Linked DNA regions of Homo sapiens: all the other regions are linked to region 1. A link is a contact called in ENCODE Hi-C or POLR2A ChIA-PET data. All regions are on one chromosome and are shown on one strand. The core of a region is the stretch at or near the end of the contact, and the rest is flanking DNA. Distances in the headings are between cores, read along the strand shown. Region 1 holds the start of DCBLD1 (discoidin, CUB and LCCL domain containing 1). Region 2 holds the start of MCM9 (minichromosome maintenance 9 homologous recombination repair factor). Region 3 has its middle 55 kb from the start of CEP85L. Region 4 holds the start of TSPYL4 (TSPY like 4). Region 5 holds the start of CEP85L (centrosomal protein 85L). Region 6 overlaps DSE (dermatan sulfate epimerase). Region 7 holds the start of CALHM6 (calcium homeostasis modulator family member 6).

Evidence for each region. Hi-C counts contacts between places; a loop is a spot of excess contacts on that map. ChIA-PET counts read pairs that join two places held with the same protein, here RNA polymerase II (POLR2A). Pooled maps may share reads with other maps.
Region 2: a map of naive thymus-derived CD4-positive, alpha-beta T cell shows a loop between it and region 1 (6-fold over the local background). The contact joins the promoter of MCM9 here to the promoter of DCBLD1 in region 1. A Hi-C loop is called at or near these places in 1 of 168 maps with a recorded cell type or tissue (naive thymus-derived CD4-positive, alpha-beta T cell), 1 of 37 single-sample maps with no recorded cell type and 9 of 50 pooled maps.
Region 3: a pooled map shows a loop between it and region 1 (5-fold over the local background). The contact joins the enhancer-like site here to the promoter of DCBLD1 in region 1. A Hi-C loop is called at or near these places in 1 of 168 maps with a recorded cell type or tissue (endothelial cell of umbilical vein), 2 of 37 single-sample maps with no recorded cell type and 7 of 50 pooled maps. POLR2A ChIA-PET finds 5 or more read pairs at or near these places in 2 of 52 experiments (activated T-cell and naive thymus-derived CD8-positive, alpha-beta T cell).
Region 4: a map of naive thymus-derived CD4-positive, alpha-beta T cell shows a loop between it and region 1 (6-fold over the local background). The contact joins the promoter of TSPYL4 here to the promoter of DCBLD1 in region 1. A Hi-C loop is called at or near these places in 2 of 168 maps with a recorded cell type or tissue (HepG2 and naive thymus-derived CD4-positive, alpha-beta T cell), 1 of 37 single-sample maps with no recorded cell type and 6 of 50 pooled maps.
Region 5: a map of heart left ventricle shows a loop between it and region 1 (5-fold over the local background). The contact joins the promoter of CEP85L here to the promoter of DCBLD1 in region 1. A Hi-C loop is called at or near these places in 1 of 168 maps with a recorded cell type or tissue (heart left ventricle), 3 of 37 single-sample maps with no recorded cell type and 11 of 50 pooled maps.
Region 6: a loop to region 1 is called in a pooled map, with 4 times the contacts of the local background. The contact joins the enhancer-like site here to the promoter of DCBLD1 in region 1. A Hi-C loop is called at or near these places in 2 of 37 single-sample maps with no recorded cell type and 2 of 50 pooled maps.
Region 7: a loop to region 1 is called in a pooled map, with 14 times the contacts of the local background. The contact joins the promoter of CALHM6 here to the promoter of DCBLD1 in region 1. A Hi-C loop is called at or near these places in 4 of 50 pooled maps.

The regions. Positions count from the first base shown.
Region 1 is chr6:117,481,127-117,484,337 of GRCh38, forward strand. It overlaps DCBLD1 (discoidin, CUB and LCCL domain containing 1), which reads left to right and starts at 1,548. Exons shown (of 15, transcript NM_001366458.2): 1 at 1,548-1,767. The coding sequence starts at 1,656. RefSeq lists a silencer at 1,424-2,003 and enhancers at 2,364-2,443, 2,454-2,503, 2,534-2,583.
Region 2 is chr6:118,933,604-118,936,814 of GRCh38, forward strand. MCM9 (minichromosome maintenance 9 homologous recombination repair factor) reads right to left here and starts at 1,556. Exons shown (of 14, transcript NM_017696.3): 1 at 1,288-1,556. LOC124901389 (a long non-coding RNA gene) reads left to right here and starts at 1,312. Exons shown (of 2, transcript XR_007059729.1): 1 at 1,312-1,387. RefSeq lists silencers at 805-1,054, 1,305-1,734.
Region 3 is chr6:118,704,515-118,707,725 of GRCh38, forward strand. It overlaps a transcript of CEP85L not described here. Among named protein-coding and RNA genes, the nearest start is that of CEP85L, 55 kb to the left of the region's middle. RefSeq lists a silencer at 1,372-1,666. Within about 2 kb of position 1,462, at least 9 of the 41 ENCODE cell types and tissues checked have a DNase peak (open chromatin) inside an H3K27ac peak, as active enhancers do.
Region 4 is chr6:116,252,348-116,255,558 of GRCh38, forward strand. TSPYL4 (TSPY like 4) reads right to left here and starts at 1,728. Exons shown (of 1, transcript NM_021648.5): 1 at 1-1,728. The coding sequence starts at 1,661. The coding sequence ends at 417. It also overlaps a transcript of DSE not described here. RefSeq lists enhancers at 1,300-1,459, 1,870-2,099.
Region 5 is chr6:118,650,118-118,653,328 of GRCh38, forward strand. CEP85L (centrosomal protein 85L) reads right to left here and starts at 1,474. Exons shown (of 13, transcript NM_001042475.3): 1 at 1,080-1,474. The coding sequence starts at 1,152. RefSeq lists silencers at 858-1,167, 1,368-1,827.
Region 6 is chr6:116,408,351-116,411,561 of GRCh38, forward strand. The region is part of intron 2 of DSE (dermatan sulfate epimerase); the gene reads left to right. Among named protein-coding and RNA genes, the nearest start is that of DSE, 39 kb to the left of the region's middle. Within about 2 kb of position 1,586, at least 3 of the 41 ENCODE cell types and tissues checked have a DNase peak (open chromatin) inside an H3K27ac peak, as active enhancers do.
Region 7 is chr6:116,459,414-116,462,624 of GRCh38, forward strand. CALHM6 (calcium homeostasis modulator family member 6) reads left to right here and starts at 1,962. Exons shown (of 3, transcript NM_001010919.3): 1 at 1,962-2,016; 2 at 2,459-3,041. The coding sequence starts at 2,517. CALHM6-AS1 (CALHM6 antisense RNA 1) reads right to left here. Exons shown (of 2, transcript NR_174951.1): 2 at 1,065-1,781. RefSeq lists enhancers at 2,368-2,477, 2,488-2,567 and a silencer at 2,948-3,027.

The DNA of each region.
Region 1 (3,211 bases), core at 298-2,797:
CTACATGATAGAACTTAATATACAAATTCAGTATACACTGAATATACACATATATACCCAGTTTGATTCTGGACCTCAGCTCTTCAACAAAGCTGAGGTCCAGAATCAAACCGGGATCCCCTCCATTTCTAAAGCCCAAGTTCTTTCATCTAAGATATGCTGCCTCAGAGAAAGCAAAGCCCCAAAGACAATCTCATTTGAGATTTTATCAGCTTGTTTATTTAGTTAAAAAAAGAAAAGGAAGAGGAAAAAAGGAACGCATGTATGAAATGAGTCTGTCCAGGGTATCCAAAGATCACGAGGGGCCAATGTTTGCCATTGGAGGGGCTGTTGCTTCCTCTCCGCCTCCACGCTTCCCTGCGCTGCACCTCTAGGTGAAACTTCAGCGTGCCGCGCGGTGGTGCGAAGGTGAGGGCAGCGCGCAGAGGAAGTAAACGGGGACTACAGGGGACCAGAGACGTGAGATAGTCCTTAAAATACATATCTAATCTGTCCTCGTCATTTTCCACTGCCACCACCCTATTCAACTACTCGGTGATAACCCTGTAATTCTCCAGTCTCCAATCTGTCCTCCCCAAACCCTTCTCCGCAACTCCTCAAGAGGATCATCGGGTGGAGTCCTTCCCCCTTCTGAACCTTCCGTGGCTGCTCACTACTCCGAGGACCAAGTTAAACATCCTTTAGGTTATTTAGCTGCACGTCCTGGCCCCTACTCTGTACACTAGCTTCTACATCTGGCCGTGTACCCACCTGTTCACTGTGCTCCAGCTACCTGGCCCTTTCCTCCTTCAGCTTCTTTGCACAACTTGTCTGTTTTGGCTCCTGCTTTAATCTCAGCTTTGATGCCACTTAGGCCTTTCCTAGCTGATTCCCGCCCTCACCCCTGTTACCCGCCATCTAATTACAGCTCTCTAAATGTGCTTCAACAGCACCTTTCATGTCACTGATTGCAATTTGCATTGAATACTTGCCTGATTATTTTTGTCTGCAAGTGCCACATGGGTTTAGCCCTGCTCCTGACAAGCACACTGCTGAACTGAGTAACTTTTGAATGAATGAATGAATGAGTGAATAAATCAGTGAAGGTCCTACTTGGCACTGTCATCATCCTATCATCAAAATATTTCGAGTCCCTCGGTGTTGCTATCCCTGGCATGCCCATCCCCGCGGGCTGGCAAAACCCTGGAGGGGGCAGCCTCCCAAGGCACCGCCGCGGGCTCAGCCCATCTAGGAATGACTCCCGCACCACGCGGCGAGGGGCGGGTCCGGCGGCGAGGTGTCCTGCTGCCTAGCAGGTTCACGTGTACTGGTGCAGGTGGGGAGGAAGGCAAGGAAGGAGCGCAGCAGGGCGCGCCAGATACGTGGAGGGGAGCGCGGGCGGCGCCTCGCTCGCCTCCGGCTTCGCCGTCGGTCACTGCCTGGGAACGCGACTTCCTCCTCTAGGGGCCGACGTGCGGGGCGGGGCGGGGCCGGGCGGGAGACGCCCCCGCAGGGCTGGGCTGAAAGCCGCCCCAATGGGATTCGGTGCGGGGCAGCGACTGCGCCCCGTCCCGGCGCCGCGCTCGTCCGCAGAGGAGGCGGCCCGGCCCGGGCAGCTGCGGCTCGGGATCCGTCGAGGGGAGGCCGAGCTTGCCAAGCTGGCGCCCAGCGGGGTCATGGTGCCCGGCGCCCGCGGCGGCGGCGCACTGGCGCGGGCTGCCGGGCGGGGCCTCCTGGCTTTGCTGCTCGCGGTCTCCGCCCCGCTCCGGCTGCAGGCGGAGGAGCTGGGTGAGTGGAGCGCGTCCGGCTGGCGGCGGGACCCGAGGCGCCAGGGGCGGGCTGAGGGCTGCGGGGCGGGCCGGGCCGGGCCGAGGGCTACGGGGCGGGCCGGGCCTGGGGGGACGGAGCGCGGGAGGAAGTCGGGCTCGCCGCCTGCCATCCGCGGAGTCCGGCTCTACCCGCGGGGCTGGGGGTGAAGTAGGTTACTGCATTCCTTGTCGCTCCCCCACCAAACTCCTTCCTTCCCCCAAAACCAGAGAATTAACCTGGCGTCTCTGCACTTTCTCTCCGCCGCCCCCCAGCCCATTTCACTTAGTTTCCAGACTTCCTGACTCTGCTGGCCCCGTGAGAAGTGACCTGACCCCGAGGGTCGCCTTAGGGGACAGCCGTGTGCAGGGCCAGTTCTTTCCAGCTGCCTTTTGACAAAGCCGCTCCTCGGCCGGCGCTGGGCCCTGCCCTCCCTGCCGTCGCTCCTCCCGCGCGGAATTGGAATCCCGGCGTGTGCGTTCGGGGCTCGTGCGGAATGGCCGGGGCACGTTTGCCGAGGTTGGCCTTGGACGCTGGCGAGCAGGCGGTGCTGCCACCTCCTCTCGAGTGTCCTGCTGGCGCCGCAAGTTGGAATCGTGTGGCTTCCTGTGTATTTGAGCCGGTAGACTCTCAACCAGGCTGCTTTTTCTCTGGAGCTGGTCTTTGACTTGGAGTTAGACCTAATTAACCCACAACCGAGTTTACCCTCTGCCTGTCCAGCATATTAAAGCAGCAACCCCCTTTACCAGCCCTGGGTGTCCCTATTTCATTCGTCCTCATTAATTAGTGCTTTTTTTTTTTTAATAGCAAGGGCCAGCTTTCTGCCGAGTTGTTTCAGTGTTTCCTCTCCTCCCTTGCTCCTGGCCGTATATGCCTGAGCTTATTTAATGGCGCTGAGTCTATCCGGAGTACTTTGACAGCTCCCCCAACCACCATGCTTTCTGGTGAAACAAGAATCAAAACTAAAACCAATGCCGGCATTTTTTTCACTGAACTATGCCTCCATTCTGAAACATTGATACTCGAGATGGTGGTGGTGGTTCCTAAGTTTATATTACATACCAGTTTGTTTAAAAAAACAAAATCCCCAAAACCCTAAAGTGATTTTGTCTGGTACTGTAGCACAATACTAGGCAGATTGTAAAATTGTAATAAATACGTAAGATTTTGTTAAATGCGTAGGACTTTTATAATGGATGTTTTAAATATTTTTATTTTTTTCTCAACTCACAGTTTGAAGGTGCACCTTTAATACTATACGTCTGTGAGAATCAGTCCAGCAGTATGTTCCTGTACTAATCTGGCCAAAGCTGTCACTTATCTTTCCCAATAAAGATTTAGATTTTGTATGGTCATCCAGGCTGTTAACTGGGCACTTTGTGAGAGCGGTTCTCTAGGAACAAGTGTGATTGCTTAGATTCTTTTT
Region 2 (3,211 bases), core at 306-2,805, 1.5 Mb after region 1:
ATTTATTGTACTGGACTCTACAAATACGAATATTAAAGGAGACTGCTATAAAGTTCACAGTTTATCATCCTAAGTACGTGTTATACACGCTATTTGCTATATTTTGCTTTCTCTGAGAACCTACTATTCCGCAAGGTGTGAAACGTTTAAGAAGTACATATAGCAGTTAGGTCAAGAATCCTGACCACTATAGGAGGCCAGAGTGAGAGTAAGAATGAGTAAATGTATATCCAAAACAATGAGTGGAAATAAATTACGGCCTCCACGGTAATTTGTTTTTGGTTAAGCAATATAAATTCAGCCAAGTGTAAAGCAGAAAAAGCACTTGGGAAGGAATATCTCCACAATGTGGACTTTGCCCAAAAAAAAAAAAAAAAAAATCTGGACTCCCAACAGTGGCTACAAGAGAATCACTATGATTCTATTAAAGCATATTAAGTTTAGAGCCACAAATTTAGCAATTTGAAAAACAGCTCCACACAAGGCAGGAAAAGGGCAGCAGCAGAATTCAACGTTCAAATTAAGGTCAGATTAAATTTTGCCTAGTTAGGCTAGCATTTCTATGGTTATATGGACCATCGTTATTCATTCCCTTTCAACATCTATGCAAAACTGACTAATCAACTGTGTTATCAGCAGTTTGCTAAATCAATAAACGTACCTACTACCCACCCAGATAGACACTGGAGGGACTTTTTGTTTTGAGAAGGGTCATTTCACAACTTTCAAGTTCTCTTTCCTTTTCTTATTGAATATTTGGGGTCAAAATAAAATCATTTGCTTTACTTTGTCCTCTTGACCACAGCGAAGCGTCGAAAAGAAGACAGGAGAGTGCCTAACTGCACTGGCATCCCCCAGCTGTCTCCGGGAATCGCGGCAGCCCCGCCCCGCCCGCCTGCACCTGCCGGGAGCCCCGCCCCCTCCGCGCGGGCTGGCGGGACGCGCGCCCTCGGCCCCGCCCCACTCCCTCCGCCCCTCTCACTGCGGGGGCGCGCCATTTCGCGCCTCCGGGCCGCTCGGCTGCCCCAGGGGCGCCTGGCAAACGTGGAGTCGCTCGGTTTTGGAGGCATGCTTTCCAAACTTTCTAATTCACAGGGTCTTTGCACGCAGCCCCTGCCCCACAACACCTTGGCAGTCTCTGAGACTTCTGGGGCTCTTCTCCCGGGCAGCTCCCGTGCCTGTCCGGTCCCGGAGTTGAATAGTTTTTGAAGTAATGAGACGGGAACGAGACTTGGGACGAACTGGAGAAAAACATAACCGCGAAAGGAGGAGGCGGCTATCACTTACTGGCTGTGTCAGAAGTCGCCGGGAACGCGTTGCTCCCGAGGCCGAAGGGCCCAGAGAGCTCCAGCCAGGCAGCGGGTTCGTCTCCGGCGCAAGAAGGCTGGTGAGGCGGAGTGCGCGCGTGCACGTGGCCGCTCGAGGCGCCACCGGCCGCGGGGACGCGCGGGCTGTGTCGGGCGGCCTAGCGCCTGCGGCTCTGCCGGGCCTGCGCTCTCGACCGACGCCGGGCCGCGCACCGCCTCAACTTCCCTGCCCCGGCGGCTCTTCCGGATGGAGACGAGGCAGCGGGGCGGGGTGGAGCGGAGCGGGCGGATTGGGGCGGAGCCAGGAGGGTCCCGGGCGGGGAGAGGGGCGGGACCCGAGCAGTGACCTCAGGCTAAGTGGCCAGAGCAGGGTTGTGCGGCGGCTCAGATCGGATCTTAGGGTTTGTTTTTTGTCTGTCCAAGGAATTTGCCTAACCCAAGGCCACAGAGGATCTCTTCTGTGTTTTCTGACACAAGTTTTAGAATTTTAGGTTTTATATTGAGGTCTGTGATCCAATTAGAGCTAATTTTTGTCTGTGGTGCAAAGTATGGATCTTAGGTCATTTTTTTGTATGTGAATAGTGTCATTTGTTTAGAGAGCTTTCTTTTTCTCACTGAATAGCTTTTGCACCTATGTTTAAAATCAGTTGTCCCTAAAGCATCAGTTGTGGGTCTATTCTTAGACTTTCTATTCTGTTCCGACAATTTATTATATTTCTCTCTACAAAAATACCACATTGTCTTGATTCCTGTAGATTCGTAAGAGTCTTAAAATCAGATCGTGTTTGGCCTCCAATTTTTTGTTATTTTTCAAAAATGTTCTGGCTCATCTAGTCCCTTGGGTTTTCATATGAATGTTAAAATCAGCTTGTCACTTTAAAAAGTTGGGATTGTGATTGGTTACATTTCGTCTATAGATCCATGTAAGAATAATTTACATGTTAACAATATTTAGTAATGACCCTTAAAGTAAGCCTCTTCATTTATTTAGGTGTTATTTCACTCAGCAAATGTTTTGATCTTTTGTCAGGTCTAGTCTTATATAGTCCATTTTCACAGTGCTAATAAAGACATACCTGGGACTGAGTAATTTATAAAGGAAAGACGTTTAATTGACTTACAGTTCAGCATGGCTGGGGAGACTTCAGGAAACTTAAAATCATGGCAGAAGCGGGAGCAAACCTCCTTCTTCACAGGGCTGCAGGAAGGAGAAGTGAGGAGCAAGGAGGGAAAAGCCCCTTAGAAAACCATCAGATCTTGTGATACCTCACTCACTATCAGAGAACAGCATGGGAATAACCACCCCCATGATTCAGTTACCTCCCACCGGGTCCCTCCCACAACACCTGGGGATTATGGTAACTACAGTTCAAGATGAGGTTTGGGCAGGGACACAGCCAAACCATATCACCCTATGTCAGATTTATCCATAAATCTAAGGATGGGGGAAAAATATACTTCTTGATATTATGTAAATGACATTTTAAATTTTCAGTTGTTCTTTGATAGTGTCTTAGTCTGTGTTGCTAAAAAGGAATGCCTGAGACTGAATAATTTACAAATAAAAGAGGTTTATTTGGCTCACACTTCTGCAGGCTGCTTCTGGTGAGGGCTTCAGGCTGCTTCCACTCAGTGAAGGGGAGGCTGCCTGTGCAGATCACATGGCCAGAAGAGAAGCAAGAGAAAGGGGAGGTAGTGGTCAGGCTCTTTTTAACAATCAGCTCTGGAGGCAACTAACAGAATGAGAACTCATTATGCAATGGCAGCACTAAGTTTTCCTGAAGGATCTGCCCCTGTGACCCAGACACCCCCAACTAGGCCCCACACTTGGGATCAGATTTTAAGATGAGATTTGGAAGGGAGAAATACTCAAACTATGTCAGATAGTGTGTAAAAATATGATT
Region 3 (3,211 bases), core at 212-2,711, 1.2 Mb after region 1:
TTGGAGTGCAGTGGCTTGATCTCTGCTCACTGCATCCTCCGCCTCCTGGGTTTTCAAGTGATTGTCCTGCCTCAGCCTTCCGAGTAGCTGGGATTGCAGGCACCCGCCACCATGCCCGGCTAATTTTTGTATTTTTAGTAGAGACAGGGTTTCACCACGTTGGCCAGGCTGGTCTCAAACTCCTGACTTCAAGTGATCCTCCTGCCTCGGCCTCCCACAGTGCTGGGATTACAGGCTTGAGCCACCACGCCTGGCCAAAAGAGCCTAGTTTTAAGCTAAGAGTTCATGGCGCTGGGGCATTTTATTCCTCCATTTGCCTAGCAGCTTCCACTGCAGATGTTTTCTTACCCTTCTGGCTATTTTCACCTTTCTTTCAGTGGCTTTTTTTTCCATTTTTAAAAATTCACAGGCTTCCTGTTTCTAAGTATTTACCACATTTCTGTTCATGCTTTTTCCCTGACTTTTATTTTTCACCCCTTCTTAGCCCTCTCTCCCAACCACATCTGTTTTACTCCCTTTCATTTTTTCCCCATTCCTTTATTCCCTGCTGTCCTGTTTTTCTTTGTTCAATTCAGAACATCAGCCGGAAGCTTCCCTGTTGCTAAGTAACCACATCACCCACACACACCCTTTTCCATTTTCAACTTATTTCTTCTGTTTTAATAAACTCATGGGGCCGAACAGTCTCTAAAAGAAAACGAGAGGTGCTGCTGTCTTCTCTTCATGCAGCAGAGATGCATACCCTCTCATATCCTGCCTTTTCTTATTAGATTTTGGCTTCTTGTTTTATTGATAATTTGCCCCAGACTGTGAGATAACACTAAATAAGCACAAAATATCTTTTTGGGCTTGGACAATTTGCAGAAGGGAGGAAGAGATATAATTTCTGCAGAAGGAACAATGAAAATGTTTAAAATATAGTTACAAGGCATGGCATGGGCTCATTGAAGGGTGTTTGCCTTGACCCCGGAACCAAATCCAGCCCTCCCTAGTAAAAGGTTTCCATTAGGGATCAAGTTAGCTAGCAAGTCCCTCTTAACATTGTTGAGTTGTGAGGAAGCTACTAATGGCATGGTAAGTGTGATTTGCACAAAATGAAGGATAAAACAATACAAGAAATCATTATGTGGTTTTCCAAATCTCAATCCTTTTCCAGACATCAATCTGACATGGCACTTGTGCCAAAGGCATAATTGGAGGTGTGTGAGCCCTTCTCACAATATGCTCTTGAGGGATTCCAAGTCTTCTGGCACATTTTAATAATTTAATGGGAATGGTAACTCCATATGTCCAAACACTAGGGCAGAGTAACAGAGATACCAGGAGATTTGAAAAAAAATCTTTTCACCCTTGCAATACCATAAATAATTTCCTTGCCTGGTGTGAATTCTTTCTCTGACCTCTTGCATTTATGCAATGCCTGGGAGGCCTTTCCTGCTAAGCCCGCCCCCACATTGTTGCTCTCAGCTTTTTGCCCACAGTGAGCACTGTGCTAATTGGGTAGATTTGGGAGCTGCTTCTTAAGAAGTATCACGGCCGTCTATGTAGGTGTGTGTCCCAGCTCCTCTGGTAGTGCTCTGTGCTCTCTGTCAGGGAAGGGCTCGTATCCAGCATGTAATGAATACTCAATAAGTTGCCTTAAATTTAACCACAGAACACAGACACTCTGACAAGGGGATTATTTTTAGTTTCATTTTCTAGATAGAAGAACAGTGGTTTTCTTCATATTGAAGTCTAAGTTCATCAATCAAAGTGCCAGAAATGAAGCTGATGCATTTCCATCACTATCCTGAAATGCAGATGGAGCATTTCAGTAGAGGGAAATTTCAAAAGCTTTATTTGTCAAGACCTGTTGATATTCTGAAAGCAGAAACCCTGTAAGACTAAAACCTACTCTAAGGTATTCTAAGAATGCCTAGCCAGAACTGGAATTGGCAAGCTTTTTCTTTCTAGAATCTAGCCCCTTTGAGATGTTAGGTCTTCTGAGAGTTTCAGAAAGTTTTAACATAATTTCAACTTTTATCTTAGGGTAACCTCAACTGATGAAACATACATTTGAACCTCCTGGAATTTTTATTTTATGTGCCACTTACTTTAAATTATACAAAACCTTCACTGTCTTCCAGTATTCACTTCTCTTTTAACTTTCTTTTCTCAACTTGAGATATCAGGAAACGCCACCATGTCATATTTTCTTTTCTTACATTTTTGAACATCTAATTCCTTTTTTCCTTTCCGTCCTCCTCATCAATGTGGTCTAGTCTTATAGGGAACTTTTCTCTCCAATCACAATCCCCTCCTCTTCCACTTCTCGCTTAGCTACTCTTCCCACACCCCAAAAAGACTCTCGCTTTGTGATTCCAGTCCTGGAATTCTTTCCCTATTAGTGTCCTCTTCACTTCACTGCTTCCCTACCCCATGGAGCTCTCATGAGCCATCCCTTTAACCATTCTCTTCAGTATCTCAGTTCCCTTGCCCCTCATTGGCCTGGCAAATCCCCAAACTTCAATGAGTTCATCTTCATATCTCCCTGTCTGAGCCCAGGCTATCTCTCCTGGAGAGAGATCACAACTCTGCCATGGATGCCATTCCAACTCTGTGACCCCAAGTACTGGTCCCTCCAGGCTGGTCCCAGCAGTCCTCCTGGGTTTCCTTCTCATATTCCTCCTCATCTGCTTTTTTTTTTTTTTTCTTTTTTGAGACAGGCTCTTACTCTGTCACCCAGACTGAGCTCATTGGAGCCTCAGCTCATTGCAGCCTCAACTTCCCAGGCTCAGATGATCCTCTCACCACCTCAGCCTCCCCAGTAGCTGGGACTACAGGTGTGTGCCACCATGCCCAGCTAATTTTTGTATTTTTTGTAGAGATAAAATTTTGCCATGTTGCCCAGGATGGAATGAAACTCCTGGGCTCAAGCAATCCTCCCGCCTCGGCCTCCCAAAGTGCTGGGATTATAGCCATGAGCCACTGCACCTGGCCTTACCTCATTCTTTTTAGCTCCTCATTCAATTCTACAGTGAGGAAGCACCAACACTTACTAAACTACTTCCTTTTTATTAAACTTCATTTTCTGTTATTACAAAGAATGTGCTAATGAGATGCTTATGCATTTATTTTTGTTTATATATCTAAGTATTTCTGTAGGATACATAGAAATTTTTAGGTAAAGTGGCTTGAAATTTTTAGGTATAGGAGTTTTATACTTTTTGCT
Region 4 (3,211 bases), core at 478-2,977, 1.2 Mb before region 1:
AGCATAAAGTATGAAGCCCAATCAGTTATTTGTGAAAATGTATCAAGATTCTTTGTGGTACAGAACCACTTAAATTGGGAGAAGAGCATGGTCACAGATAGGGTCCAAGCCATGCAAAGAAAGGCAGTATGGTACACTATATCTATAGTATCATACGCTTGGCATAGAAGCCGTAGAAGGCCATGCACTTGAAACATGTTAACACAATGCAGAAAAGCATGAAGGCCCAGAGGAAGAATGGCACAGGCAGGTAAGCCAACAATCTTGCAACCGATTACTGAAGATTTAGAACCAAAGGAAAAGATAATCCACAGTATGAAGAGAAAGCAGATGGAAGACTGCATGCTGTTGGCCAAGCATAGGTCCAAGAGGAGGTGGTAAGGAAACTTGTGCAGAAGCTTCTCACAGGACAGAGATTAGCCAGACTGGAACCTGAAGGATCTGGCGCTCTCCACTGGCTGCCTTGGTGGGCCTCGAATTCCTCTACGGGGCCCTTCACCCATCAGGTAGTATTGTAGGGGATTGGGCCACAGTTCTCCTTTGATAATCTCTGCAATTCTGTCGAATTCTAGAAGGCTGTGGTCTGAAAACCAGTTGAAGAAACTAGGGATAGTGTTCCCTTCCCGGTTTCTGTGGATATGAGCCTGGGGGTCTTGGCCTCGGTGCCAGCGGATTGGAGTGGAAAGAGACACCACCCGGCCAGAGGATCTGCGTTCATATTCCTTGACAAGCCCCTCATTTCGGAAGTAGGGGTTGCCCTGAAAGATGAACTTGAATTTGCAGCCTGCTCTGGGGTGTTTAAGCTCCTCCACCTCCAAATTGATCATGTACCTCAGCATGTCTTCATCTTGGCCACTGATCATAGGTGACAGCTGGGGGTGGTTTCGAAAGGCAGTAACCCAGAAACCTGGGATATTCTGGATAATGAAACTTCTGCGCTGCATGTGGAGCCTTCGCATGCGGCCAAACTTGCGCTCAAGCTGAAGGAAGGCCCTGTCAGCCTGGGCATTTACGTTTGACAACTCTTGATCGATGGCCTCCAGTGAGTCCATGCAGTTATTGATCTTCGGGGCCCTGGGCCGTGTCTCCTCTTTCACCCCTCCTGCCACCTTTTTTTCCTTCTGCACTACCTTCTTTTCCTCCATCGCCGCCCCTGCTTCTCCCTCCTTTTCCACTGCTGCCGAGATGGCGCGTTTTTTAGTCGTCACTTCCTTGGCCTTCTTCCCCGGTATCATCTGAGACCCCAAGCCCCCTGCGCCACAGGCTTCTAGAGCCTTCTGCCCAGCAGGGCCACGGGGCTCTCCAAGCTGACAGCCATTTTTCTGGCTGCTGTCAGCAGCCTCGGCGGCAGAGGCTGCTTCCAGACCTTTCGTAGAAGGTGGAGCATCCTCCTGCCCGGCTTTGGTCGCTGCACCGCCGCGACTCCCGGCAACTGGGACGCGGAGCGCGGGGCCACAGTCGACAGGATCCTGGGATGCACCCCCCTCCGCAACGGTCTCCAGGCTGCCCCCACCTGTGTTCGCCATCACCTGTGTCGCCTCGGTTTCTTCACGGAGCCCTTGGCACTGGTCTCGGTCCGGATCTCCTGAGGCATGGTCGGGAGCAGCCAGGCCGCCGGTTTGGGCGAGAGGGAGCTTGTTGCCCCCATCCAGGCCGCTCATTTTGGAAGAAGTCAGACTAGTGGGAGAGGGAGAGTTCCTTGTCCTCCGCAGCGGCCGAGCTCTGCCCGAAACGTCTAGCACCACCCCTCCTTTACTCTCGGCGGTGCTACCATGGCAACTGGTGATGTCAGGGCGGTAGCGTCGTAACATCGCGCGAGAACTCTCTGCGCGGTTGACTACGCTTATCAATCCATCGTATTCCTTTGTCTTCTTGTCACAAAAAGAATTTCGTCAGTCTGGAAGGGGAGTTTTACTTACGTAAATGGATGTAGACCAGACTCAAGCATGTAAGAACTGTGTTAATGTGGATTTCTAAGCCTCTGAATGAATTTCTAAGGCACCTAACCTATTGTTTCTGAAAATATTTACTTTAAGGTGAGTTACTGTCTATTCAAGTCAGTTCATAGGGCTTCTCCTGAGTAGGAAAGTGGATTCACGAACTCACAGGCCTTCCTTCTTTTAAGGTGTGGATTCATGGCTATTACCAAAGAATTTAAATGAGCAGAGTTTGATTTTAAAGAGAAGTGTTGCTGTGTTGTTATTTTTAAAATTAAGGAGCAGCTGAAAGGCAAACTTCTCTCATCCTAACAAGACATAATAAAGGAATATTTCAATTTGTCTTACAGATTTTAAAGTTTATATAATTTGGCCAACATCTACAAAACAAGTGGACAATATTTCCTCTTCACTTTTAACAAAGAGTAGCAAAATGTTTTTCCTTACGTAGAGGTGACTGGCACACGAGCACAAATTTAGGCTTTTAAGCATTACTGAAAGAAATATCTCAGGGGATTTTAATTTCTAAACTGATGCATATGTTCTTTTCCTCAGGTTACAATCTTAATCTAAAAGTGGTTCCTGCTTCATAATGCCTGTGGACATGAAGCTAACAAATCTTTTCAAAATGTGTTCATGTGGTAATTCACTGCAGCACAGGAGCAATAATCAGCTATGTGCAGGCATCTATGCTACTGTCTCTTAAAATACTTTAAAAGTAAGGTTAGTTATTGTCTATTCGAGTCAGTTAGCTCTTACAATTCATTTGATAGTGATTATCAGTACAATATATTAGTTTGTTGGAGTGTGAGAATAATGGTGTTAATCCTTAGAAAAATGCAAGACCAAAGGGAAATTTAAATTTTGCATATTTATGTTTAATGTCAAATTTATATTCAAATAAACGGTTATGATTATAACTCTTTGTAAAAGAAACTCCATTTTAAGCCCCCCAGATTATGATCACTTTCAAATACAGGCTCAGAAGTACAGATTTAGAGAAAAAGGATTCCTCTTAGAGGAATACATCATATATACTGAGACTTCTAGCGAGGGAAGGAGTGTAGTTCTGGTTCAACTAAGATAAAGTACTGATGAAAGGTCACTGGCAGACAATACGGAGAAACAGCCTGCCTTGCAGGATTTTTTGTATGCCTAGTCAGCCTACCCAAGGACAATGTGTCCAGAATGACCTCTTTACTGCCTGCCAGCTAATCAGTTATCCCATAAGAAATATGCAAACAAGATTCACACAGCAGAGAGCAATTATTTTT
Region 5 (3,211 bases), core at 224-2,723, 1.2 Mb after region 1:
TCTAAGTTACACAAGTCGAGCTCAAACACTTTGTGGAGCAAGGTTACTTAACAGGAGTCCCAGAAACAGCTAAAATTGTAGGGAAAATTTTGCGTATGTATATATGGCATTGTTTTTTCTGCGCAGAATGTCCATATAACTCAGTTTCTCAAAAGGCCTCAAAACTCAAGATTAAAAGTGCCTGGAAAGACCATCATCTTTAGAGAACATATCACAGGCAACCCAAGACTTATTTTTTATCCCAAGTTAGGGGAGGATTTATCCTAATTTTGTGGCTCCTACACAACTTCTGAGCGACGCAAGCATGAAATGGCTGTCCGATACAAACAGACCCCTTCAGATACGGAATGCAGCAAACCCCTAATTTTCCTTGAAGGGGCCACGGAAAGCCAAACGGATTCGTAACCCGGTTGCTCAATGGTCCATTGGCTACTGCAGGACGCGCCCTCCTCTTACGCCGCAGGGGCTGCGGGGCGGCGACCAGGTTCCTCCGAGGGGCTGAAGTTCCCTTGGGGGTGGCTGAGAGCGGCCGCATCTCTGGCAGCATCCTCCCTCCCGAAAACGCGCCCTAAAAGTAGCGGCTGCGGGCGTGGGCACAGCCAACCCCAGCCTGCGCCTACCAGAAGTCGGGAGGGCGCGGAACTGCGGCCCCTCCGAGACGCGCCCGGGCCGCCGCCGCAGCACTGTCGCAGCGACCTTCCCGCCCGGGTCCCCGCGAGCAAACGGGCAAGCCCCGTTATCACGCAGGTCACACACCCCACGAGTAAAAGGAAAAAACCGGGCAGACAATAAAGCCCAACCCGCGGGGGCCCAAGCGAGCTGGAAGTTGGGGGCGCTGGGGCTGCAGCCCAAGGAGGAGCGGCGGGGACGACGGGATGCGGGGCTGATGCGCCTGGGACGCGGCAAGCCATATGTCAGCCCGGGTGCTGACAGCGGGGAGGACACTGGGCACGCGGCGGCGTCGGGGAGGCGGCCGGGGTAAGACAGGCCTGAGGCGGGAGGGGAGCGGCGGCGAGGTCCCGAGGCGCCGCGGTCGGCCGTGACCCCCACCCCAGCCGGGGCGCTGTCCCGTTCCTTACCGGCAGGGAAGCTGCGGGCTCCGCCGGGGCTATCCCGGCCGCTGGCCTCCGGAGCCAGGAAGCGCCCCCACATCGCGGGCGAGAGGGCCGGGTGGGCCAGGGACGCCCGACTCCTCACGTCCGTCCTCCTGCTTCTTCGGCGGCGGAAACTTGCGCGGAGCGTGGGCCTCGGCGACACGGGCAGGAGGAAAGGCGGGATGGCTGGTTAACGGCTGCTCAGCTACGGGCGGGGAGCGCAGGGGCCAGATTCGCCGCACTGCCGGCGCCTGCCATGGCCAAGCCGGCTGGGCTGAGGCCCGCGCCGGGGAAGCGGCGACTCGGCGGTGACGGCTGCTAGATCCCCGGCTGAGCCCAGGCTCAAAGGCTCCAGGCGAAGTTGCAGCTGCGGGTTCTCTCCGCCCCCTCCGCCGGCAGAGCCAGAGCCGGGGCTGGGGCCGCGAGGGGGCGGGGCCTCGGGCAATGACTTCAGGCGTGCGCGGCGCCGCGCGGGGCGGGGACTGCGGGGGGCGGGGACTGCGGGGGGCGGGTGAGCTACCCCGACCCCGCTTCGCCTCCTTGGCGGCGACTGGGCTGTCCCGCCCTCCCGCCGCATCCCTCTGTCTCCATCCTCCCGCCCTGCGAGTTGAGTAGAGGGCAGCGACTTGGCCTATTTTGCGATACTCGCCCCTCCCTTGGGTAATCCCTCACGCCCTCCCTCCGGGCACCTCTGTGAAGACACGTGGAAGACCTGCCCCTGGCGTCACAACCGCTCGAGATGAAAAAGCCAAGCCAGGGCGCGGCTGAGGGGGCTTCCAGCCTCCCTTGGAATTAGGATTGGGATTTAAATCCTCATCTGTATTCCTTCGTTTATAGATTACTTTAGGGGCAGAAAAGGGGTGGTTTTCCTTTACTAATTTAATGGGGGCGTGGGGGCAACACAGGCACCAGAATATAGCACCGGGATGTGCACCGGAAAAGGCCCGGGGGTAATTAGTACCCGAGGGGGAGAGGGGCCGTCATTGTAATCGCACAACGTTTCAGATTAGCAAGCAGAAAGTAAAAATGGCACCAAAGTCTGTAAAGGGAGCCCTTTCCTCCTTGCCCCCTACTCCTTCACGTTCTTCCTCTTCTTGGCCAGTTTCCACCCTTCACCTGAACCCTTAGTGCAGGAGGAGACGTCCTAAGGAAGGGCGAAAAGGGACAGCATCGTTTTATTTTTAAATCTTACTTCTCACTGGCAATATGGTGATGCTTCCAACGTTTAGTTACGAACTAGTTCGTATAAAAAATTCTGGGCCAGCACTGTGGTGGGAGGCGGGCTCTGCAGTAGGCCCATCACTCAGAGGTAAGTCGGAACGCAGGTCGCTTAACTAGAGAGGCTTTGAGTTCCGCTTTTCCTGTTCTGGAATCTTGCTAACAAAGGCCTCATATTTGCATTTTTCCCTTAAAGACATTTTAATTGGGAAATACTACTTAAAATTCTTGGAAGTTAAATTAGATTTAGGTGTGTGTTCTATCACTTACCACATCCGTGTTGTAATTTATCTGATTGGAGTTTTACATTTAGTCTCCCTGTGGTAGACTTCCAATTATTTCTCCAAATCATGTAATGTTAGCCAAGGGTCAGCTGTTTCTGATGATAAAAAGATACAGAAACATGAAAGACGAATGTGATTGGTTCCTTTTTATTATTTTAATGTGCACTAGCTCGTTTTATCTAACACTTGAAGAGGATAGATTTTTTTAAGTCCCAAAAAGAAAATTAGCAGAAGCTATAGCACTATGTATAGATTTTTTTTTCATGCTTTGTAGTTACCACAGTCTCAGGAACAGAATTTTTGAAATTCATTTGTGATGCAGTTCTAAGAAGTGTATAAAATATTACAGAAATATCTTGGCCTTTGCGAGTTTAAAATACACTTATTATTTCAAAACTGCCAATTTCCTAATTCTAAACAGTGTTTAAAGAAAATCGTTTACTCGGGTTTTCTACATCTTTTTATCAATATAAAGGGCATGCTACTACACACAAAAAAAGTACATGCGAAGGTGAAAGTATCTAAAATATTTCAATATCTATTACAGAGTAAAAGCAAACAGTAAAAACATGTTGCTCTTTTGGCACTTGGCACCAAATATGAAATTTTTGTGTC
Region 6 (3,211 bases), core at 336-2,835, 1.1 Mb before region 1:
ACATAAGCTTATTGAGGGTAGCCCCAGCATTTTTCGGGGTTCCAAGAGCCACATATGGTATACCTGCCACAAAGACACTAATTAATTATATTGAATGAATGGATGGATGAATGAATGAATAATCTGTCTTATTTTTATTGAGAGTCTAAGCTTACTGAGAGCAGAAGTCCTGGATCTGTATACAACTTTGAAACTGATTTGGTGCCCTGCGTACTGTGGCTGCTCCTACTTATCTGGTCTCACTTTCACTCTGAAGACGTGCCTGTCATCAGCCGTTTGTCTGTCAGCCTGTAATCACAGAGACACTGTACCTTTGACGTACTTGGAGGCCAGTAGGAAGAATGTCAGGATTTGACATCTTGGTGCATAGCTCAGCAGAGAATCTCAGATTACCTGGTCTTTGAAGTATTCCTCCTGCACCTGGCCTTCTCTCCTCCCTGATCCCTTGAATTTTGGTGTTCATCTTCTTACATGCATGTAATGTCCATGTGTGCTCCTTATCAGGTAACTACAACAGAGTTTTGTTTTTATTCACTTTAAAGCCACCTGCTTCAGTCTTTGAAATGAATGGCGGTGCTGTTAAGCAAGGGGAGGCGATAGTTTGTTGGAATTAAGAGCAAGGACTGTGGAGCCAGTCTGCCAGTGTTCCAATTACATTTATGAGCTGTGTGACCTTGAGAATGTTACTTGACTTCTCTGTGGCTCAGTTTCCTCATTTGTAATTTGGGGATATATATGATATATACTTCATACTATGAAGGATTAGTTAATGAAACAGTACATAGCATAATGTGTTAACTATTATTGTTATCTTTATTACTTCACTTATATTTTGTGTTCTTATAAATTGATGCCAAAGGCAATTTTCATTTATCGATAAATGTATGCACATATTCACTTTATATAAGTTTACTGTATTTGTTTTTTTGTTTTTTTGTTTTTTGGAGACAGAGTCTCGCTCTGTCGCCCAGGCTGGAGTGCAGTGGTGTGATCTTGGCTCACTGCAAGCTCCGCCTCCTGGGTTCATGCCATTCTCCTGCCTCAGCCTCCCGAGTAGGCTCGGACTACAGGTGCCCACCACCACGCCTGGCTAATTTTTTGTATTTTTTTAGTAGAGACGGGGTTTCACCATGTTAGCCAGGATGGTCTCGATCTCCTGACCTCATGATCCGCCCACCTTGGCCTCCCAAAGTGCTGGGATTACAGGCGTGAGCCAACACGCCCGGCCAATATAAGTTTATTGTATACTTGCTCTGTTCTGGGTATTTTATTAGGCATTGGAGATACAAAAATTTCAAGACGTGTTATGTATCTCTTTTGCCTGGAGTTGTTGGTCTATGGAAGATATAAATACTAATACTATTAGCATATTAATACTAGTAGTGGGATAAGTGCTGTGACTGGGAAACTACAGTGTGTAATGGGAAGATCTAGGAATACTTTGCCCAACATTGGAGTGTCAGGGAAGGCTTTCCTGCTGAGTCCTGAAGGACAGATAGGAACCAGCCACGTGAAGGGGAAAAAGGAGCCGTGCTTGACTGTTCAAGCACAAGTAGCTGCTGTACAAAGGCCTGGAGATAAAAGAAAGCAGAGTGCTTTTGAGGAACTGAAAATTTAGTGTAGGGAGGAAACTAGCAAGTGTTGAGGCTTTGGGTAGAGAGCCAGATGCTGCCAGGCCTTGTCTACTATATAAAGGAGCTTGGACTTTTTTTTACAAGTACTGTGAAGCCACTGAAAGGTGTAACAGGGCAGTGACATGATCAGATTTATGTATGTACGTTAACCTTTTCATTGAAAAATAAAAGTAGAATATTATATGAATAAATGTGTAGCTGATAAAGTATTTTGACGCAAACACCCTGGTAAGTACAACACAGGTCAAGAAATAGGACTTTGCCAGTCACTCCCTGAAGCCCCTTCATGGGCCACATCCCAGTCCCAGTTCCCTCCCTTCCCACAAAGACTACCCTGATGCCCCAGTGCCTACAGGCGTCATGTCCTTGTGTTCCCTTATAGTTCATCCAAATGTGCATCTCTAGGCATTATCATTTAATCTTGCTCATTTTTTAAATGTCTTTTAAGGCTTCAAAAAAAATCTACAGGCCGAGCGTGGTGGCTCACGCCTGTAATCTCAGCACTTTGGTAGGCAGAGGCAGGCGGATCACAAGGTCAGGAGATCGAGACCATCATGGCTAACACGGTGAAACCCTGTCTCTACTAAAAATACAAAAAAATTAGCTGGGTGTGGTGACACACGCCTGTAGTCCCAGCTACTGGGGAGGCTGAGGCAGGAGAATGGCGTGAACCCAGGAGGCAGAGCTTACAGTGAGCCAAGATCGCTCCACTGCACTCCAGCCTGGGCGACAGAGCGAGACTCTGTCTCAAAAAAAAAAAAAAAAAAAAAAAAAAAAAAAAAGAAGAAGAAGAATCTTGTTGTGGGAGTAGATTGCCAATGTCAAACCAGGAAGTCAAGTAGGCCTTTGGTGTTTATCTAAATGAAAACCTAGAATAGGAAATAATTGACAAGTTCCAGTAATAAATAATTAGCATTCATAAGACTTGACAGTTGTATTTGAGGGCCAAAGGAGACAAAGAATTTTCTTTATGGGATGGTGGGATCTCTCAGTGGGCTTCTAATACTTGGAGCTATTGAGGAATGCTATAAATAATAAAGGTTTGGATTTGGATATACAGAATTGAAGTGCCTGTGGGCCCAAGAGGAGATATCCAATTTATATCTCTCAAGCTTTATTTTTAGCTGCTTCCTGTTTGCCAGTGGTACACTGTAACTTAAGAATGGGTGTGTGTATGTGTGTGTGTGTTGTGCGTGTGTGTGTCTCAGTCATAAAAAAATATATCCAATATGAAATATGCTTTCAGGTACAATATATATCCTTTCTGTTGATGATAGAAAAATGCAGAAAGTCCAAAGGAGATCGTATTTAGTTCAAATTATCCTGCTACAATAAATAAATGAAGAATAGCTGGAAGAATGAGAAATCGAGGTGCTGATACAGCACTGCAGCCACGTGGGTGTCCTCAAATCACTTTCTGGAGCTGAAGCCAAAGAAACATTGTGCAGGCTGCACTCTGGGAGGAGGGCATCAGCTTGAGTGAGTCGTGCTGCTGCTTCTCAAGTTGAAAAAGAAAAAAGGTTCCTGATGAAGTGTAGATAGCTATTAGGGCTTGTAACAACTTAGTGAGCAATTTT
Region 7 (3,211 bases), core at 712-3,211, 1.0 Mb before region 1:
GTGTCTTCTTCCTTGTTGTATCCAGCAATACCAGGCACTTTTGATAGGTACTTGACATATTCTGAGTACTTATTAAACATTTAAATGAATGACTGAATGAACAAATGAACTAATTAATAACTGGTTAACAAATGAATTAATCTAGTTGGGGAAGGGGGCTGATAGATAAAAGTTTCTGTAAGTAAACATATTTCAAACAAATCCTTGACTAAATAACAGAAGCCAGGGAAGAGAAGGTGATGGACTTCATTAGAGTCTTAAAAAATGAAGGGAATGAAAACAGACCATAGGAATGAGGTGAAGGAGGAGATGGTGCTGATTAGATTGAGCCTCAGTGGATGATAAACTATTATAGCACAGTGGTAAAACCCTGGTATGGCTATCAGCAGGTAACCAGGAAAATGCCAGCCATCCCTCTTGGTTTGAGAGATGTGGGAGAATAAATTAATCTCACTCAAGAAGACAGAAGGATGCATTTTTATTAGGTTTCGGTTAGGGGAGATTTGGATAAAGCCATCTGCACAAAGGTTGTGGATATAGTGATGTTTCTGCATGATGGAATATGGGAAAGGGTGGACGAGAGAGGACACATCTTAGAGTATTATGGTAGAGGTGAAGAAGAGTCCAGCAGTAAGAGGAGAGTTACTCAAGGCACAGGGGAAGAAATTTATCTTGGGAGATGACAAATTACAAAGATAACAGTCAGAGCAGAAGTGATTCGCTTCAAACACGCAACTTTGCTGCAAGTTGACAGGAAGCCTAGCAGTATCTGGTCTAATCTCAGAGAAGAGGGCCCCAACTTTCCTGCATGACCATGAAGACCCTCATCTGGGGCTGGCCCCTAAACACATAGAAAAAAGATGTCTATTTACCACATCACTATGGAATGACAGCTTTTGGCACTACGCTAGGCACCCTGCTGGTGGTGTTGGAGAGGGAGTAGTTAAGAAGGCAAGTTGGACTAAGAAAAGAATAATACATTTCTTGTCCATTCTCTAAAAATTCACTTGGTTCCATGGGCTACCTATTCTTTCCAGATAAAATAAGGCAAGCCTGGTGGATGGGCACCAATAAGAACCATTTCATTGTGAACTGCCCACCCAAGCTCCATATCCAGATACTCTCCTTGTGGTGAAGCAGACAGCTAAGGTGTACACCAATTCTCTTAAGGTAGCAGAGTCATTGAGTCACTTAATACTATCCACTGAATTGATCCTCGTTTAAAATTCAAAATTCAGTATTCATCAAGATTCTTAGGTTATGTACAATGTAATTATTTGTTGTCTATTCCCCAAATTGCATTTTAAGGGGAAAACTCTCACACTGATCATTCATTTAACAGACATATCCTATATGTAAAGGCACTTTACATATGCTACTCAATCTACTCATGTCAGTAATCTTGAAAAGTGGGCACTATTATCCTTCTTTTACAAATAAGGATGCTGTGTCTCAGAGGGGCATACTTGTTAAACACACCACAGACAAGATGCACTTGACTTCAAAGCCCATGTTCTTTCAAGCACACCTCAGCTCAGTCTGGAGTCACACAGAGTAAGGCTCAATATCACAAAAGTGGTTACAGTGTTTGTGTCAGAACAACGCTGCTTGAGAAAACTGAAGGTGGAGGAAACAACATTAGATAGATGTAGCTGCAGTTTGAAATTTTGGGTTCAACTAGCATTCTTTGAATAATCATGTATCCCCTTCTGTGCAGATCAGCTTGGTGGTCAGAGTCAGAATTTTACTCTCCTCCAGGCATTGACAGTGTTATGACATATCTGAAAGAAAAGAACATTGTATTGACGAGTAAATCAATACAGTATATTTGGTCTAATGTCCTGAAGGAGATCAGGCAGAGGAGAGAAGAGTCAGTGTGAACTAGGCTGGTGGCTCTGTCCGGTAGGGAGATGGAAAGGGTGCCGCCCATCATAGAAGTACCAGAACTTGAGCTGGACTTTGCTGATTTAGCTTATGGAAGAGGAACCAGAAATTTGTCCTTGAATAATGTTTCCCGTAAGTAATCAGTTTTTTGATAATTATTTGGTTTTACTGTGATCTGGCTTAGTAACTAGGGTGGCTGCAATAGAGGAAAATCTGGTATTTCCCAGTTTTTCCAACTGGCGGCCGTGGGTCAAGAAGGTTAGTTTCCTGGTTCGTTGTCAGATTGGTGGTAATAAAGGAACAAGGTCAACCTTCTGTCAGAGTTCCTGAATTGGGGGAGGAAGATAACTGGTGCCTCTGCCTTTGGAATGGGGTGGGTGCCAGAGAAGTCAAGGTCCTGGGGGTGTTTGCTTGCCTGGTTCTGTTAACCAGAGGTGGTGTGGCTGAAATGAGAAAGTGAAACTTTAGGAAGGTCTGAGAAGCCCTCTTCCCTTTAAAAAAAAAAAAAAAAAGGCTGCTTCTCGCAGAGTGGAAAGCCCCGGTCCCCATCCCACCAAAACCATTTGACAAGCAGGACAACGAAGAGGCAGAAGGATCTGGGCCTGTGCGCGACGCCCCGGGGGACGAGGCTCATGGAGAAGTTTCGGGCGGTGCTGGACCTGCACGTCAAGCACCACAGCGCCTTGGGCTACGGCCTGGTGACCCTGCTGACGGCGGGCGGGGAGCGCATCTTCTCCGCCGTGGCATTCCAGTGCCCGTGCAGCGCCGCCTGGAACCTGCCCTACGGCCTGGTCTTCTTGCTGGTGCCGGCGCTCGCGCTCTTCCTCCTGGGCTACGTGCTGAGCGCACGCACGTGGCGCCTGCTCACCGGATGCTGCTCCAGCGCCCGCGCGAGTTGCGGATCGGCGCTGCGCGGCTCCCTGGTGTGCACGCAAATCAGCGCGGCCGCCGCGCTCGCGCCCCTCACCTGGGTGGCCGTGGCGCTGCTCGGGGGCGCCTTTTACGAGTGCGCGGCCACCGGGAGCGCGGCCTTCGCGCAGCGCCTGTGCCTCGGCCGCAACCGCAGCTGCGCCGCGGAGCTGCCGCTGGTGCCGTGCAACCAGGCCAAGGCGTCGGACGTGCAGGACCTCCTGAAGGATCTGAAGGCTCAGTCGCAGGTCTGCCGCTGGCGCTGGGGGCGTTTGGGAGGAGCCGAGAGGCCGAGCTTTCTCAGGGCCGCTGGGGTGAGGGAAAAATCGGTGACTTTTCTCCAGATATACAGTACCCTAAGAAAATCTAGAATGGCTCCTTGCATCTAATTTGCCGTCAAGAGAATATCTGAATAAAA